2 separate regions of the Homo sapiens genome follow, and region 2 is linked to region 1. The links are chromatin loops, found by intact Hi-C in ENCODE. Cell type or tissue: heart left ventricle. All regions are shown on one strand.

Region 1 (2,500 bases):
CAGTAAGTCATTGGGAAGTTGGAGTGGAGAAAGGCAACATTAGCTAGGTATTTCATTCATTCCTCCATAAATGCTTATTGGGAGCATGTTGTGTGCCTGGCATCATCCTAGCTTCACTGAAAAGAATGAGGAACATATAAAATGTGAAGGTGAGAATAAGTGAGAAGTAATTGCTCTTTACTCTCAATTATAGCTGGGCAAGTACATATATGAATATGCTTTTGTGTTCTGAACACACACTAAGCAGTTGGTCAAAGTATTAAGCTAGAGACAACTTCTACTTTCAAATGTAGTGTTTCAAAATAATAATAATAATAAAGATTTCAGGACAGTTTACATATAACCATTTAGAGATTTAAGGATTAAAATCAGGAGGGAAGGAGAAATGTCTCTGCTGGGGAAATTTTTTTAAACTAGTGTTTTCTACTCAGCTACTCAATGTGATTTCTTTTATTTTCTTCCTTCCATTGCTTATTGGCATTTATTGTGGGGAAGACTGCTGTGTTGGCAGCATGAGAGAGATGGGAATCAAGAAAATGGAAACACCATTCAATATTCAAAAGCCACTATCCCCTTAAAAGCAACCACAGATCATTCAGTTTTGCCACATACTCAGATTGCACACTAACTGGAGGATGTTAAAAAGTGTTCTATTACAACCAGTTATCCAGTTTTTGCCACTTAAACTCTGCTGTGAGAAATGTGACTGTAGAGCAGCCTTAAAAAGAGATCATCTTGATATTAAGCAGTGTTACTCATACATGCTTGTTGACATTCTAACAGGTGACTTTGAATGGATCTTCAGGCTCAGAAACATGGTTGTGTCCCTAGAACTGGTGAGGCTGGAACAAGGTGTACAGAAGTGAAATGACCACTTGCTTTCTCTATTGGATTTCTTTATCCAGCTGTGCAATTGTTTCAGGGACTACAGTTGATTTTCCTGATGCAAGCCTAGCAACTTGTTTTTCAGTTCAGCACAGTAAAATATGAACAGGAGAGAACTCCCTGTTGGCCACCCACCTCACAATCTTTAAAAGGGAACTCTGTACAGAAGCATTCTGCATTAGGCAAATGTACACTTCTGCAATCAAAATGAAAAACACTTGAGCTGAATCGTTTTTCGTTAGCTTTAGTTTCCAGCCCTGATTAAAAAGAACACAGGGAACCCTGCAAGTTTAAGCGGTTTTGGCAGCCGAGGAAACAGCTGTGACATTGTCAAGGGTTGTCTGTAGGAGCTGTGCAGGCTGCTGACAGCACTGATAATGCCCAGAAATGGGGCAGACGCTTTTCGCATTTGGTCATCAAAGGAGTGGCAGCAGCTAGGTTCAAGAAGTGAACTTTTGACCCTGTCTGAGACAACTGGCTCTCGTGGATCTTGTTCTGTCATTCTCCAGTCTGATTTTCTCTTTCAGAACAAGTGGGTAGGATCTTTGGTTTTTAAACTGTTTGACTGTTATTAAAAGTAAGCTAGTTCTTATAGCTGCGATTGGAAGGGATGGAAGGTGAGGAAGAAGAGCTGGTATTTCCCACTATCCTGCAGGGGTGGGGAAATCTATCAACGACTGTTCCACTAATCTGCGGATGAGTTATCTAGGGAATATCATGCAGTTGCCAAAGTTTTCAGCATCTAAAAGCCTCCAAAGTTCTCTCTGTGAGGGTCTACCTCCCCTGTCTCCAGATCCTTCCCATGCCCCTCAGACTCAGCACTTGTCCACTGTCCTTGCTACCAGGGAATCCCTCTGCAGCCCCCTTACCCTCCTGCCCCTCCCAAAAGAGCTCCAGACTTTGACCTTTCTCTTCCACCTCAACATCTGTTTGTGTCTTAAACTGATGTCCATTGAAAGAAACAGATAAACTAATTAATGCTGAGATATGACTTATGAAGTATTATGAATGTGCTAACTCTCTCAGGGGTATGTGCATTTTAATAGAGGACCAGCAGTCCAAAGGCCGGTCTCACTCCACTGTGCCCCTCTAACAGCACCGAGTCTATTTCCAGGCAGCCAGAGACCAGGCCTGAGAACTTGCCCCAGACCACCAGCGTCCCCACTGAGAAAGCAAGCAGACTCAACAGTTTTTCAGTGTTTCAGGGAGCCTGCAGCAGCAATACAGTTCCTTCAAAGGGTCTGTGGATTCTCTCAGCTTTCCTAGTAGGTTGCTGTGGTAGTTTTTGGAGCAAAAGTTCACGATGTGAATCTTCACATGCTGCTCTTTGTGCCGAGCAGGTGCTTGCAAGCTAGTTCTGCCCCTATCTGCCATCTTAATCCTAACATCTCCCATGTTTTTTTAATTTAACTTCTATTTTGGTTTCAGAGGTACATGTGCAGGTCTGTTATATAGATAAATTGGATGCCATGGGAGTTTGGGGCATACATGATTTCATCACCCAGGTAATAAACATGGTTTCCAATAGGTTAGTTTTTATGTCCTCACCCGCCTCCCATCCTCCACCCCCAAGTGGGTGCCAGTGTCTATTATTCCCTTATTTGTGTTTATGTGT
Region 2 (2,500 bases), 100 kb after region 1:
AAACCTGCACTTCAGTGTAGTTCTGCACTTTCTCACCAAGGAATACTAGGGAAATTAGCCAGTTTGTGTACAACTCAGCCTCCTCATTTGCAGAAAGGAGATAATGGACTTGCCTCATGACTTCTTGTGAGGATCATATGAGATAACCCATGAAAAATACTTGGCAGAGTACTTGACACATAATAAGTACTCACTAAATGGTAGCTGGTATTCTTCTTATCGGTAGTATAGTGATAATTTTAAAATAATTATGATATAGAAATCCAGTTCCTGGACTATAAAATGACTATAAATTGTATAAGACCATTTATACCAGTAAATTGTTATAATTATTTTAATTATTGGTATAAGAGCATTTTAATGCAGAGCTGCTGCTTAATTTGCAGATAAAAAAATACTTGGAGTTAGCAACCAAGCAGACCTTCCCCACCTTTCAGTATAAGAGAGGTCTCTTGGATGAAGTGAAGTGAAGATGAAATGTTTGGGCACCAAGTATACTATATTTTTCCTTAAGGCTGACACCACAGAGAGGTTGGGGCCAGTAAACAGAGTTGATTTCTATAAATACATTCAGACATGAAGTTAGTATGTTTGATGACACTTTTGAAATGTGTGGAATCATTAAGTTATTTGTACAGGCACAATTAGCCAAACTGTAAAGAAAAGTAGCAGAATAACCTCTTAAGCTGGGCCCACTTTATGAAAATAATTTTTTGCTACCTCAATATTTACCAAATTTGATGAGCAAAAAGAGAAATCCAAAGGAATGAAGCCTTGATAAATATATATCCCTTGCCCTCATCAATCAGGGTCACATAACTCTGTCCACAGGCATCTTATGCACACTCCAGTCATTTCAGCATCTCTGGTTCAAATCCAGGATCTACACTACCAAGGATGCTGCTGAAAGTGTGACTGGGTAAAGGGAAACGTTCAGACATATTCAGAAAGATGTCTTAGATTTTGCCCTGGTAGTGTTTGGAATCCCAGGAGGGTAAGTACAGCTTCATGATTAAGTGCCAACCCAAACTTACAAAATTAGATATTTGTGTTTTTTCTATAAAATATAACTATTTTGAATATCTTAGCCAAACTACTATGAGCCCACAGCCCAGTTTATCCAAGAAGGATAAAACTGAGGGATTAGGAGTATCAGGACTGGACTGGACTGATTAGTGTACAGTTATATTTGATTTCTCATTGCCCACTTCACAGAGAAGACAATACAAATGCACTTTCTGACTCTTATCACTGTTTCTTAGAACTCAGTTGCCAGGCAACTCCTGAAACTATAGAAACATGCTTCTCATCCCTGACACATAAATAAAACTCTGAGATGATTTTATCCAAAGTCAGAGTCAGTGGGCAGTGCAGTTGTTTCAGTTTGCTGGCCTGGCCTCAGTATCTAAAGCACAACAGAACGTGAACATGTCAGGCTGTCAACAGGACAGTTCAGGCACAGCCCTACAGGCAGTTGTGTGTTTTGCCTGGCTCTGCTCCTTGCCAGGTGGCTGGCAGAAAAGGCAGCCTCCACATGTTAGAGCAGCAGATTCAAAACAGTGTCTGCCATCCTGTGATGACGATAGTGCCAAATTCAGCCTCTGAGCTTGCAGGGGACTCAGGATGAATGCACATTACAGGCATGGTAAAAAGAGGCTCTGGGAAGCATGTTCGAGCTGCTCTGCTCTCAGCTCCTTGCATGTAAATGCTGTGTTTTTAAAGGAAGTGGGCATGTGAACACTCAGTCCTTAAGGCTGTATCCCCCACCTCTTCCATACCCATTCAACCCCACTTCAAAAATTACCCTGGTCTTAAGAGAAATTTCATTTTCTATACAAGGTTGTGTGGAAAATCAGTAGGGAGAAAGGGCATTATTACTTTCATTTTTCTTTAACAAAAGTATTAAATTTAAAGCCAAAAACGTGCGCTTTCTGTCATGAAAACAGCTGCCCTTAAAAACATAAATGATGTTTTATTTTTATTACTTTTATCTAGTTGGTTGTCTTTAGATGAAAAACATTTCTTCTGCTCTTTATTCTTATTTTTAATGATAGTCTCTTTCTATGGTTCTCACCCCTTCCATTTCACAAGATAGTCTGGGAGCAAACCTAAAGCACTTAACTTTTGGGAGTAAGAGCAGAGGGGAGCTTCCATACATTGATTTTGGTCATCTGTAGAGACATTCAACCCAGAGAAGGCAAGTGACACAGTATCTGTTTTATGAGCTAATTTGGGTTCTTGTCTACATTTAATAGTTTAAAATATAAGTTATAAATATTTATTTAAAATGAAATTCAACATTGGTTCATGAAGAAAGAGGTTGGAAGTAGTGTTTTGAACTAGCTGTTTCTGATCCATCATGCTTAAAATAAATGCTCTGTTTGTCCTGTGGAGTTCATGGATTTGGGATAATCTAAACAGGGTTTTTTAAACAGTCCTCATGGGGAACAAGGTACTGACATGCACTGTTGAGAAATTCTGTGAATCATGAAAGAGCTAA

Evidence for each region. A loop is a pair of places that touch in the nucleus more often than their neighbours do. Peaks named below come from ENCODE experiments on the same cell type or tissue, not always from the same donor. Only the 100,000 strongest peaks of a DNase experiment are listed, where the experiment ranks them.
Region 2: it touches region 1 in a loop (2.2-fold over the local background); 4 of 110 quality-filtered maps call a loop at or near these places.

The regions. Positions count from the first base shown.
Region 1 is chr5:42,589,975-42,592,474 of GRCh38, forward strand. The region is part of intron 2 of GHR (growth hormone receptor); the gene reads left to right. Among named protein-coding and RNA genes, the nearest start is that of CCDC152, 170 kb to the right of the region's middle. In heart left ventricle, no CTCF peak of the experiment used is centred here; a DNase peak (open chromatin) is centred at 1,217; H3K4me3 peaks cover 403 bases; H3K27ac peaks cover 1,397 bases.
Region 2 is chr5:42,690,259-42,692,758 of GRCh38, forward strand. All of the region lies in intron 4 of GHR (growth hormone receptor), which reads left to right. Among named protein-coding and RNA genes, the nearest start is that of CCDC152, 65 kb to the right of the region's middle. In heart left ventricle, no CTCF peak of the experiment used is centred here; a DNase peak (open chromatin) is centred at 1,503; H3K27ac peaks cover 499 bases.